2 separate regions of the Mus musculus genome follow, and region 1 is linked to region 2. The links are chromatin contacts, found by Hi-C in ENCODE. All regions are on one chromosome and are shown on one strand. Each heading gives the region's core, a stretch centred on a gene start or an enhancer-like site at or near the end of the contact. The rest is flanking DNA. Distances are from core to core; before and after follow the strand shown. Region 1 holds the start of Scgb1b30 (secretoglobin, family 1B, member 30). Region 2 holds the start of Cyp2b13 (cytochrome P450, family 2, subfamily b, polypeptide 13).

What was found. A loop is a pair of places that touch in the nucleus more often than their neighbours do.
Region 1: a loop to region 2 is called in a map of T-helper 17 cell, with 10 times the contacts of the local background. The contact joins the promoter of Scgb1b30 here to the promoter of Cyp2b13 in region 2. A Hi-C loop is called at or near these places in 2 of 37 maps with a recorded cell type or tissue (T-helper 1 cell and T-helper 17 cell).

The regions. Positions count from the first base shown.
Region 1 is chr7:34,091,597-34,099,005 of GRCm38, forward strand. Scgb1b30 (secretoglobin, family 1B, member 30) reads left to right here and starts at 3,835. Exons shown (of 3, transcript NM_001099330.2): 1 at 3,835-3,978. The coding sequence starts at 3,918.
Region 2 is chr7:26,058,164-26,065,013 of GRCm38, forward strand. Cyp2b13 (cytochrome P450, family 2, subfamily b, polypeptide 13) reads left to right here and starts at 3,332. Exons shown (of 9, transcript NM_007813.2): 1 at 3,332-3,527. The coding sequence starts at 3,357.

The sequences.
Region 1 (7,409 bases), core at 2,585-5,084, 8.0 Mb after region 2:
TACAGTATACTTGTGTAGAATAATACATAAATCTTGAGGCCAAAGAGAGCAGGAACTAAGTGAGCAGAGTTGACCAGATCGAGCAGAGGTCTTAAAAATTAAATTCCCTACAACCACTTGAAGGCTCATAACCATCTGTACACCTACAGTGTACTCATATACATAATGAATGAGTGAATAAAAGAATTAATAAATAAATAAATAAATAAATAATTTTAAAAGAAAATAAGAAACTGTGGGGAGCGGGTGTGGCGGCAGTCCCAAAGGCGCCAGGGACTGCAGCTAAGTCATATGACTTGCACCTGACTTCCTCATATAAACCACAAACATCTTGAGTGCTGCGCAGGTGTACCAGGATACAGGTGAATCCAATTTGGTGGAGATTTGCCCCTGCTGCCCTGATTAGCTGAAGCTGCGTGCCTGGTGAGGTGGCGTGGCCTGCTGTGCGTGGATGGGAACTGAGAGTATAAAAGAGTGAGAGGCCCAGGGTTCGGGGGAGATATAAAAACAAGGGAGATATAAACAAGGGAGATATAAACAGGGGAGATATAAAAACAAGGGAGATATAAACAAGGGAGATATAAACAAGGGAGATATAAAAACAAGGGAGATATAAACAAGGGAGATATAAACAAGGGAGATATATGGAGAAAGAAGAAACAGGACTGAATAAATGTGTGCAGAAGGATCCTGTAGCAGCGTCGTTCTTCCTGGCCTGTTGAACGCGCGCAACAAGTGGTGCCAAAACCCGGGAAAAGAAACATCTTCAGGCAAGAGCGAAGACCCCCTGCTACAGGGAGGATTCAGAACTGCATCACGGGGAAGGAGTGGTTAATAAAGTGTTCCCGTGAAACAGACTGTTGAGAAGGATCTGGCGTGGATTCAGAACTCTTCAGCTGGGGAACGGTATTGATGAAGAGAAAGAAGAAAGATGAGGACTGAATAAACTGCTGTTAGAAGGACTGGTGGTCTCGTCGTTCTTGCTGGTTGAGAGTGGGCGCGACAATTGGTGGCCCGTACGGGGAACCGACTCCCCACCGAGTTCAGAACTTTCAGCAGTCAGTGGTTGCCGGCAGGGTAAGTTCATGGTGAGTGAAACTTGCGACCCCAGGAGTTTGGGAAGGACCTCGGATAAAATAGAGGTGAGCATAAAGTTGCCAGGAAGTAGGCACAAAGTAACCCAGGAGTTTGGGAAGGACCTCCGATAAAATAGAGGCGAATATAACGTTGCCAGGAAGCAGGTACAAGGTAACGAAAGGTTCATGGCTTTGGGACAAGTTAAGGTTCACGGTTTCAGGATAGATTAAGGAACTATGATAACCTCAGTGTAGTGATCAAGAGATCCTCGCTGTGTAGTTATGCTTTTTTCTCCCATTGACCCTTTGTGGGTAGGTCTGATAGTTTTGGTCTTGTTTGTTCTGATATATGGACTCTGTTACTGTTTGAAACTGTGTGTAGAGGCAGTCAAGACAGGTCAGAAAATCCTTATAGAGCAACAAGAAAGTATGTCGGAAGAGGAAAAGGGCTTAAAAAGAAAAAGGAAAAAGAAAGGAGACACAGTGTTATCAGGTGGACAGAAAGGACAAAATAAAAGAGCCGAGGTGGAGGAGGAAGGCGAATTAGCTTTTGTGCCGCCTCCCTATGCCTCCTCAGCAGCCACCTGTAGGTGGACCTTCTGTCCGGAGATTTGGAGAGGATCGAGTAGATCAGGTGTTGACGTGGGCGAGAGGGTCTGTTTGTGTGTTTCCACAGGACCAGATGGAACCTCTTTGGGTGCCGGAGAGATTGGTGAGACGCTGCAAGAATGAGGCTCCTGATCCAGTTGCCCCTGTGGATGTGGTGGATGATCCCACAAGCACAAAGGATGGAGCCGAGATGAGAGATCCTTTCGGTATTCCAGAAGCCGATACCAGCTCGACATGACATTCAAATTTTTCCATGCCTTTTTGATCCCTGAATTCCCCTTAAAGAGATAGCCCCGCTGGCCATCTATCCCTTGCTTCAGGGAAGATGAGCGGGGATGAGAGCCCTGGGATGTATGCTTGTTATAGTGTGTGTGTGTTTTGTGTTTGGCACATGTGTTAGGTGCAGAGTGTGCGGCCCGCACTTTCGCCATGGTAGCATAGGCTTTTGCTGCAGTGGAGGCGGGACAATCTCCTTAGATTTGGTTTGCCACTCTAAAAGAAATTATGCTGCGTTATGCTGTGGGGTGCGAGGCTAAGCACTGCACAGAGGATAGCTTGCTGTTGGCATCCTGTGGAAGGCATGTCTGATTGCATGAAGGTTCAGTGTCCTAGTTCCCTTCCCCCAGGAAAAACGACACGGGAGCTGGCCAAGACCTCTCTGGGTGATGAGCCTAAGGGATGGTTTTGTGTAGGGCCCCTATGCTTGCACACTGGGGATCAGACCTCTACCTTCACCCATGAGGCTTGCTTGCAGCAATTAAGATCTGGCCATAGGTTAATTAACATCCTGGCCTTTTGATGCACCTGCCGCAAGCAAAACACAATCTCCCCAGGAGTGGCTTGGCATGATAGAGAGGTAGTCAGTGATAAGACTCCCTGGGCATGTCACCAACCTAAGACAGGGATCAAACCAATGCTGTTTGTCACCCAAGGACGGGAAAGGGGCATGGCTGCGGGGGGCTATCTACAGACATTCTCTCTGCCAAAAAAGAAAAAAGGGGGAATTGTGGGGAGCGGGTGTGGCGGCAGTCCCAAAGGCGCCAGGGACTGCAGCTAAGTCATATGACTTGCACCTGACTTCCTCATATAAACCACAAACATCTTGAGTGCTGCGCAGGTGTACCAGGATACAGGTGAATCCAATTTGGTGGAGATTTGCCCCTGCTGCCCTGATTAGCTGAAGCTGCGTGCCTGGTGAGGTGGCGTGGCCTGCTGTGCGTGGATGGGAACTGAGAGTATAAAAGAGTGAGAGGCCCAGGGTTCGGGGGAGATATAAAAACAAGGGAGATATAAACAAGGGAGATATAAACAGGGGAGATATAAAAACAAGGGAGATATAAACAAGGGAGATATAAACAAGGGAGATATAAAAACAAGGGAGATATAAACAAGGGAGATATAAACAAGGGAGATATATGGAGAAAGAAGAAACAGGACTGAATAAATGTGTGCAGAAGGATCCTGTAGCAGCGTCGTTCTTCCTGGCCTGTTGAGCGCGCGCAACAAGAAACCCCAAAAACACAAAACATACACCTTAACCAGGGGTTGAAGAAGTCAAGTTTAGGCAGATGTGCCAGTACTTGCCTTTGATTTCAGCATTCACATGGGAAAGAGGCACAAAGACCTCTGTGGGGTCAAGGCTAAACTGGACTACATAGTTCCAGGACAGCCTGTGCTCTGTAGACAGACTCTATCTCAAAAAACCACGAACAACAGCAAAAAGATCAAGTTGAAGGTTGCCTACAACAGCAGGAGAAGTTTGGGTTGACGAGACTGGTTCAAGGGAATGCATGAAGCAAATGGAAGATAGGGGCAGGACAAAGACAGGGCAGGGGTCGCATGGCCAGTAGTCTGAGGTCTGGCTTGTCTATACACTGACAGTGAGGTCCCCACTGTGACAGGGTAACATGGACCTCACTACTGATGGTCTGATTGAGAGACCATTTGACCTTTTCCCTAGTCATACCTTCCTTTGGCCTTTACATGACATGTGACCTTAAGAAGATCACTGCTAATGGGACCAGACTGAGCCAGGATGTTGACCAGGATCTTACTGTATTGCCAAAATACACACCTCCCCATGACACAAACACACAGCCCCCAGGAAGTTCCAAGACATATCCTGGGAATGGCCTGGAGGGACTCAGACATGGTTCCCTCCCTGCCCACTCAGCAGACCAGAGCAGTTATAAAAGGGGACCAAGCTGAGTAGGAGCACCTGCCACCATTACCATGAAGCTAACTGGTGCTCTCTTGTTGCTCGGGGCTGCCCTGCTCCTGACTTCAGAGGGAGGTGGGTATTCTGTGTGGGGGTCGGGGATGCAGACTTTCCAGATTCTCACACCCTCTATTGTCACGTCCAACTCGGCCAGCAAGCAAAACACAACCACCGGTTCTTCTTAAAGCAGTTTACTCAGGCAGCTTCTTTCTTCAAATCCCCCGCCTCTCTGGTTACAAGTGTTTTTCTCCACTCCAGCCACAACCACACCCCCACCAATCACCACAGGTCACATCACCTCACCAGGCAGGCTTGCTCAGCCAATCAGGGATTAAGGGCGGGCCATCCACCAAACATGGGCTTGTTTACAGCCTGAAATAGATTTCCATCCGGCTGGCCAGGGAGCCCGGAATGGCTTCCCACAATTCCCCCTTTTATATTTTTTTGAACAAGCTCCATGGGTGAAGATAGAGGTCTGATCCCCAGTGTGCAGAAATAGGGGCCATGTACAGGATTGACTCTTAGGCTCACAGGTTTTTACCCAGAGCAACCCTGACCTGCTTCCGTGCCGTTTTTCCTGGGGGAAGGACACTAGGACACTCAACCCTCATGAAATCAGACATACCTCCCAGAGATTGTCAAACAGCTTCCAGACTAACCTCTGTGCAGAGCTTAGCCGTACAACCCTACGGAGCGATGGCTTCATTGTTCATTCTTCATGGCAGCAAGCCAAATCTGAGGTGACTGCCCTGCTTCCACTGTGGCAAAAGCTTGCACCACCATGGCGGCAGTGCGGACCTGAGCATTCCGCAACCGACACATACACCATACACACAACATGCATGCCAAAACAAGGGCCACAGCAAGGGCACCTATCCCAGTCCATTCTTTCCCGATGCCAAGCCAGGATCCACTTGGGTAGAATTCACAGTGACAATTGCCGAGCGAAGCTCATTCATCTTGCCATCAAAATTTACAGTCCACTTTAAACACAAACAGTATTCCCCATCTGGGTTCCACACCCATCAGGGGCAGACACATGCTCATCACCAGCAAGATCAGCTTCTTCATTTTGACAGTGTCGCACTAGCTGCTCTGGAACCCACACTGGCTCTGCGCGATTCTGTGGAAACATGCAAACAGACCCTCTCCCCCAGGCTAACACGGGATCTGGACCATTCCATGATCTTGTAAGCACATCCTTCCATTTAGCATACCCCAGTTTACTGGGGCTGGTATTAGTATGCTGCTCAGCAGCAGAGCGACCTTCCTTATCCAATTGCAAAAAATTTAAGGTAAAAAGAGCTAAGGAGAGTCTTATCTTTGGGGTATGGCCATAGCCTATTCCCCCTTTTTGTTTTATTAGTAATTCTTTTAAGGTTCTATGTGCTCGTTCAATGATTCCTTGGCCTTGAGGATTATATGGCAGGCCATGTTTAACTTGTACTTCCATCTGTTGACAAAAAGACACCAGGGTTTTGGCAGTATATGCAGGGCCATTGTCTGTTTTAAGTTGTTGGGGCTTACCCCAAGCTGCCCAGGCCTCTAAACAATGCTGTATAACATGGGAGGCCTTTTCCCCTGCCATGGGAGATGCATAAACTATTCCTGAACATGTATCAATGGATACATGAACTTATTTCAATTTGCCAAATTCTGAAAAATGTGTCACATCCATCTGCCACACCTGTAGAGGGAGCAATCCTCTAGGATTCACTCCATAAGAAGGTGGGTGTTGAAACTCTAGGCAACGTCCACAGGTAGTGACTACATCCCGAGCTTGTGCTCTAGAGATTCCAAATTTTCTCTGCAGAGTTTTAGCATTAACATGAAATTTAGAATGAAATTGTGAGGCTAACTCCATAGGGGATGCTAAAAATATGAACTCCATACGAGTACAAATTATCCACAATATCATTCCCCCTACTTAAGGGTCCTGGAAGCCCACTATGGGCACGGATATGTCAATATATAATGGTTGGCGTCTGTCCCACAGCAACTTCTGTAATTGTAAGGCCAAGGCTTGGATGGTACTACGAGCTTTTATTTGGCCTGCCACTTCTAGGGATAAAACTAAATTAACTGCATATTGTGAATCTGAAATTAGATTGAAAGAAAAATCACAATCCTTAATGACCTCAATAACTATTTGTAATTCCACCATCTGCGGAGTACAGGGATAATACTGCCTGACCACAGGATCTTTCCCCTTTACCAAATATACCCCACATCAGGTTTTTGATCCATCAGTAAACACGTTAACTGCATCCTTAATGGGTGTTTTCCTCACCACTTGAGGAAAAATGACTGGATGTTCCTTAAAAAAGGTCATTAACGGATGTTTGGGATAATGATTATCAAATGGGCCCTCATTAATACAGGCTAAAATAGCCCACTCATCAATATTTTCTGTTAGGACCTTTTGCTGATACCCATCATAAGGGATTACAATAGAGCTGGGTTTTATACCAAAAAATTGTAAACAATGCTGAATTCCCAACAAGCCTAACGAAGCCACTGTTGTAGGGTAATGATCTAATGTCCTCCCAGCGGATATTTTGGAATGGATCCATAACAATGGGCCTTCTTGCCACAATAATCCTGTGGGTTGCATCTCAGTAGGTAATATTATCAAAATGATGGGTAACCCTTCTCTACAACGCTGAAGCTGGGCTTTAATCAATTCTTCTTCCACTAGGGTAAGGGCCTTTCTAGCCTCAGGTGTTAATTCCCTTTTGGAACTTAACTCTGAGTCTCCTTCTAAAATTTGAAACAGAGGTTTTAATTTAACATTTGGGATCTTCAAACAGGGCCGAATCCAATTGATATCGCCTAACAATTTCTGAATATCATTTAAAGTATGCAAGGAATCAACCCTCAACTGTATCTTTTGAGGCCAAACAGCCATAGGGGCGATCCTTGCTCCTAAACAGGACACTATTTTATCTTGTTTCACTTTCTCTGGTGCAATATGCAAACCCCATTGCCTCAAACTCTCCACCATCTTTCCATAGGCTTCCTGCAAATACTTTTCATCCTTTGCTGCAAGGAGGATGTCATCCATGTAATGAACACAGCGAAGTTTGGGATATTCTTTCCTAATTGGTTCCAATGCTTTTCCTACATAAAGCTGGTACATGGTAGAACCATTCCTTGAGGCAACACCACCCACTCAAATCTTTGATCAGTCTGTTCATGATTACAGGAGGGCAAAGTAAAAGCAAATCTAACACTATCTTTCAAATCCAAGGGAATGAAAAAGAAACAATCTTTAATATCAATTACTATTAGAGGCCACTTTTCTGGCAGGGCAGATAAGAGAGGCAGACCCCTCTGAATGGAGCCCATCACCTGCATCTGTGCATTAATAGCTTGCAGATCATGTAATAACCTCCATTTGCCAGATTTCTTTCTGATAACAAAAATTGGGGTACTCCATGGAGATACAGAAGGTTGAATATGACCCAAAAGATATTGTTTTGCGCCCTTCGCTCTTAGCAGCTCAT
Region 2 (6,850 bases), core at 2,082-4,581:
TGTAGTGGAGTTCTTTTTTTTTTTTTTAAATAATTTGATGGTTGTGGGTCATGGCGACATGAGGAACTGTATTAAAGGGTCACAGCATCAGGAAGGCTGAGAACCACTGGTCTAGACTCTTGATGAGACTCTGGATCTAACTCTTTCAGGTAAGAATGCATCCCAGTCAATACTGCACATGCAACATTCCTCCACGAGTGGGTACATCTGACCTCACACCGACGATGGTGGGTTTGGGAGATTCATTGCACATCAATATTTCTGAGACAGGGCATCTGGGGGGTGGTAGGACATGCATGTGTGTGTGTGGGTGCTCATGCACATGTGTGTGGAGGTCAGATGTCACCTTTGTGTCTTCCTCACTCATCCTCCATCTTGCTTACTTTTCACTTTTACCTGGAGGTCACCAATCGAAAGGCTGGCTGCCCAGTGGGCCCCCAAGGATCCACATGTATCCACCTGTCCAGCACTGGGATCACAAACACACATCACCATGCTTGACATTTTTATGTACGGTCTAAGGGCCCTCTATCTCAGGTCCTTGAACTTGCATGACAGAGCCATCTGCTCAGCCCTATCCCATTATTTGTCATTACTAAAACGTTCTCACCCTGTTGAATAGACATGTCTGGTGGTGGCCATTGGGTGTGTGAGGCCTCATCAGCCTTTCACACCTTCTTCCTGGCTTAAGGTTTTCCAGTTTGCCTTGTATATTTCTTACCCTATACCCACACCCTACCTTTTATACTGGGAAATGGTGTTTAGAGACCACAGTCTGAGACTCAGGGTGCCTGTTACCATTTGGGATTTTGCAGTGAATAAGAGCTGCAAATAATTATCCTTAAAGGGAAGATGTTAAAATATGTGTTTGTAAAATTTAGTGTGTATGTGTAAGTGTCCATATGTGTGCTGGTGCACACCTGTGTGAAACAGAACAGAGGCCAGCCTCAAGTGTCATTCCTCAGAAATGTCTGCTGTGGTTTTTTTTTTCCATTTTTATTAGGTATTTAGCTCATTTACATTTCCAATGCTATACCAAAAGTCCCCCATACCCACCCACCCCCCACTCCACTACCCACCCACTCCCCCTTTTTGGCCCTGGCGTTCCCCTGTACTGGGGCATATAAAGCTTGCGTGTCCAATGGGCCTCTCTTTCCAGTGATGGCCGACTAGGCCATCTTTTGATACATATGCAGCTAGAGTCAAGAGCTCCGGGGTACTGGTTAGTTCATAATGTTGTTCCACCTATAGGGTTGCAGATCCCTTTAGCTCCTTGGGTACTTTCTCTAGCTCCTCCATTGGGAGCCCTGTGATCCATCCATTAGCTGACTGTGGGCATCCACTTCTGTGTTTGCTAGGCCCCAGCATAGTCTCACAAGAGACAGCTACATCTGGGTCCTTTCCATAAAATCTTGCTAGTGTATGCAATGGTGTCAGCGTTTGGATGCTGATTATGGGGTGGATCCCTGGATAAGGCAGTCTCTACATGGTCCATCCTTTCATCTCAGCTCCAAACTTTGTCTCTGTAACTCCTTCCAAGGGTGTTTTGTTCCCACTTCTAGGAGGGGCATGGTGTCCACACTTCAGTCTTCATTTTTCTTGAGTTTCATGTGTTCAGGAAATTGTATCTTATATCTTGGGTATCCTAGGTTTTGGGCTAATATCCACTTATCAGTGAGTACATATTGTGTGAGTTCCTTTGTGAATGTGTTACCTCACTCAGGATGATGCCCTCCAGGTCCATCCATTTGGCTAGGAATTTCATAAATTCATTCTTTTTAATAGCTGAGTAGTACTCCATTGTGTAGATGTACCACATTTTCTGTATCCATTCCTCTGTTGAGGGGCATCTGGGTTCTTTCCAGCTTCTGGCTATTATAAATAAGGCTGCTATGAACATAGTGGAGCATGTGTCCTTCTTACCAGTTGGGGGATCTTCTGGATATATGCCCAGGAGAGGTATTGCTGGATCCTCCGGTAGTACTATGTCCAATTTTCTGAGGAACCGCTGTAGTGGAGTTCTTAAGAGGCTTTTGTGGCCTTCTCACCTTCTCCTGGAGTATGAACTGTTGATTCTGTTCCATCTAATCTCTAACCCCCAAAGGCAGGTAGGGTCAGATGGTTGACATTCCAGGGAGCAAAGCACTGCTCACCCTATTGTCTATTCTGCTCAGCCACTGGGTAATCAGCATTTATTCACAAGGCAGAGAATTAATGGTACAATTTGGTTACACAAGTTTGAGACAGGAGATTCTTGGTATAAACATTACAATGCTGTGCCCACATCAGAACAAGAAATGAAGGCAGAGAAACAAGCATTTGAATAACCTAACATTAAACTTTATAAAGTGTACAAAACATTATGCCTAAAAGTGGAGGCAGCACCATTCTTGCAAAATTCAGCCAATGCCTGTCTTTTCCAGGACATAACCTCAACATCAGGATTAAAATCTGGTTACCAAGGAGGAAGAAAAGAAAGACACGGTGATTTTCAGTCACCTTACCAGTACTTTCCTGATCTTGACACAGTGCCATCAAGGACTTAAATGACACCAGGATTTTGCTCCTGCAAACCTGGGTTATCTGGCTTTGAACTTGGGTCATCATTTTGGCCCAAGATATCTAGTGGGTTCCATGCAGTATCTAACATAGTGTTCATACTTTGGGGAGGTCTGTTGCCTTCCCCTATTGGTAAACAGAAATACAGAGGGGTTGAGTAAATTAACTATAGTCACATAGTGGATTTCAACTATGTTGAGGAGATCAATAGCTGGCTTCCAAACATGTAGTTTAATGAATGAAATGTGCCAGATGAGGTGGTATGCCTGTGTAATTCCAGTACTAAGAGCCTAGTACACACACAGACACACACAGACACACACAGACACACACACACACACACACACACAGACACACAGACACACACACACACAGACACACACACTCACATATACCTACATTTAGCAGAACACAGAGGAACACACAATCTTATTCATATAAGAAATGTCCTTCACAAAGGCAGCATACACACACAGATCCATGCTTCAGTAAATAAATAGATAAAATTGACCTGAAAAGTGCACCCCCACCTCCCAGATATCAACAGGCTTCTCTTCAAATGCCCTATTCTCGCATGTATCTGCCCATGTCCTTGCCAAAGTCTAGGGTGGTTGTAATGGAATAGTGAATGAGCAGGTCACCAGCAGCCCAGGTAGGAACTATGGTGCTCACATTCCTGGACAGTGTGAGACAGGAGGTGGGAACAGTTGGAGTTGTATAACCTAGTGGGGAGGTGGCTTAAGCATCAAAAGTCCTGCTGGACTGTGCACTGAAGCAGACTCTTGTTAGACCGGACCATGGATCCTAGTGTCCTGCTCCTCCTTGCTGTCCTTCTGAGCTTATTTCTACTCCTGGTCAGGGGCCATGCAAAGATCCATGGTCATCTTCCACCAGGACCCCGTCCTCTACCCCTCTTGGGGAACCTCTTGCAGATGGATAGAGGAGGCCTTCTTAAGTGTTTCATTCATGTAAGAACTATACGGAGTCTTAGTATGGGTTTTCCCCTGCTTTTGTTTTGGAGGTCAATCATTGGAAGGAGCTGTTGGTTCAGGTGGGAAGATTGCTAAAGGGAGGGTGAAATACTGACTAGTAATGGATGCTGACTCCTTTTTGAGTTGACAGGTGAGTTTTGTTTTATTGGAATTCTGTGGGGGTACTTTGTTTGGAGGTATAGAAGTACTGAGATGTAGACATGCAGAGATTTAAGCATGTAGAATTTTATTCCTTGGGGCTTTTTTTTCTTTTTTGTCCATTCCAGACAAAGACAAATATCAGAGGCATCACCATTAAGGTTTGCTTTTGCTCACAAAAGAGATTAGCCTGAAGTGTTCCAGAACAAAGAGGACAAGAGGCAGGGCAGTAGGTAAGGTCTGTGGTTAGGTAGGTGGTTAAGGATAATCAGTTATAAACACCATGCAACAGCCAAGCATTTGATTGTGGTACAATCTTTACCAGCCTTTACAAGTGGGATTCCATATTTAATTGCAACTTTTCATTAAAAATCAGTTAACATTCATGGTTCTAGTTCCTGTTAAGATAGCTAATAGAGTGTCAATTATCCCAACTTGGGATTTAAATTTTTTTTGCAGTTACTTTTCTTCTATTTATTTATTTATTTATTTATTTATTTATTTATATATATATATTTATATATTTATTTATTTATTTATTTATTTATTTATTTATTTATTTATTTTACATTCCAATATCATCCCCAGTCTACTCCTAGTATCCCCTCACATAGACCCTCCCTTATCCCTCCCTTCTCTTATCCTTGAGAGGAAGAATCCTCCTCTAGGTATCACCTACCTCCTGTAGCCACCCCTTACGCATCTTGTCACCGCATCATGAGGCATATTCTCTCCAAGTAAGGGCAGAAAAGGCATCTCAGTTAGGGGACCAGGATCTACAGGCAGGCAATAAACTCAGGGTGATCCCTTGCTTGTGTTGTTAGAGACCAAACTGCTCATTTGGTAAGTATGTGCCAGGGGGCCTAAGTCCAGCCCATGCTTGCTCTTTGTTTGATGATTCAGTCACTCAGAGCTCCCATGGGTCCAGTTTAGTTAAATGTGTTCGTCTTCCTGTGGACTACCTGTCCTCTTCTGGTCCCTAAATCATTCTCCCAACTCTTTGATAAGACTCCCAGATTTTCATCTAATGTTTAGCTTTGGATCTCTGCATATGTTTCCATGAGACTTGGGCTCTCAGTGGTAGGTTATGCTAGGTTTTTGTCTGCAGTCATAACATTGTATTATTAGTAGTGTTGGGAACTGGTTCTTCCCCATGGGATACGTCTCAATTTGGGGCAGTCATTCTACGTATTTCCTCCTGTGAGTATTTTGTTCCCTTCCTAAGAAGCTCTGAAGAATTCACACTTTGGTCTTTGTTCTTTTCAGGCTTCATGTGGTCTGTCAATTGAATCTTGGGCATTCCGAACTTTTGGACTAATATCCACTTATCGATGTGTGCACTCCATGTGTATTTTTTTTTTTTTTTGTGACTGGGTTACCTCAGTCAGTATGATATTTTCAAGTTCCATCCATTTGCCTATGAATTTCATGAAGTCATTGTTTTTAATAGCTGAGTATTACTCCATTGTGTAAATGTACCACATTTTCTGTATCCATTCTTCTGTTGAGGGACATCTGGGTCCTTTCTAGCTTCTGGCTACTATAAATAAGGCTGCTATAAACATAGTGGTGCATGTGTTCTTATAACATGTTGGAGCATCTTCTGGGTGTATGCCCAGGAGTTGTATAGCTGGGTCTTCAGGTAGTACTATGTCCAAATTTCTGAGGAACCACCAGACTGATTTCCAGAATAACCATCAGCAATGGTGGAGTGTTCTTCTTTTTCCACATCCTCGCCAGTATCTGTTGTTATCTGAATTTTTGATCTTAGCCTTTCTGACTGGTGTGAGGTGGAATCTCAGGGTTGTTTTGACTTTTGTTTCCTTCATGACTAAGCATGTTGAACATTTCTTTAGGTGCTTCTTGGCCATTTGAGTTCCCTCAGTTGAGAATTTTCTGTTCAGCTCTGTTCTCCTTTTTAAATAGGGATACTTGGTTCTCTGGAGTCAACCTTCTTGAGTTGTTTGTATATATTGGAAATTAACCCTCTATAGGATATAGAGTTGGTAAACATCTTTTCCCAATCTCTTAGTTTCCATTTTGTCCTATTGACAGTGTCCTTTGTCTTACATAAGCTTGCAATTCTTTTCTTTTTATTATTTGATATTTTCTTTATTTACATTTCAAATGCTATCCCCTTTCCTAATTTTCCCTCTGAGAATCCCCTATCCCTCCCCCCTGCCCCTGCTCCAAAACCCATCCACTCCCATTCCTGGTTCTGGCACTCCCCTATACTGGGGCATAGAACCTTCACAAGACCAAGGGCCTCTCCTTCCATTGATGACTGACTAAACCATCCTCTGCTACATATATAGCTAGAGTCACAAGTTCCACCATCTGTTTTCTTTGATTTGTGGTATAGTTCCAAGAAGCTCTTGGGTACTGGTTAGTTTATATTGATGTTCCTCCTATGAGGCTTCAGTCCCCATCAACTCCCTGGGTATTTCTCTGGCTCCTTCATTGGTGACCTTGTGCTCTGTCTAATGGATGATGGTGAGCATCTACTTCTGTATTTACAAGCACTGGCAGAGCCTTTGCAGGAGACATCTATATCAGGTTCCTGTCAGCAGGGTCTGGATGGCATTTGCCTAGTGACTGGGTTTGGTGGTTGCTTATGGTTGTGGATCTCCAAGTGGGGCAGTCTCTGTATGGTCGATCCTTAAGGCTCTGCTTCAAACTTTGTCTCTGTAACTCCTTCCATGGGTATTTTGTTCCCCATTTTAAGAAGGAATGAAGTATCCACACGTTGGTCTTCCTTCTTCTTGAGTTTCAAGTGTTTTGAAAATTGTATCTTGGATATTCTAAGTTTCTGGCCTAATGCTACTTATCTGTGAGTTGCATATCATGTGTTTTTTTTTTTTTTTTGTGATGGGGTTACCTCACTCAGGAAGATATCCTCCAGATCCATCCTTTTGCCTAAGAATTTCATAAATTCATTGTTTTTAATTGCTGAGTAGTATTCCATTGTGTAAATGTATCAGATTATCTGTATCCATTCCTTTGTTGAGGGACATCTGGTTTCTTTCCAGCTTCTGGCTATTATAAATAAGGCTGTGATGTGCATTGTGGAGTATGTGTCCTTATTGCAAGTTAGAACATATTCTGGGCATATGCCCAGGAGAGGTATTGCCAGATCTTCTGGTAGTACTATATCCAGTGTT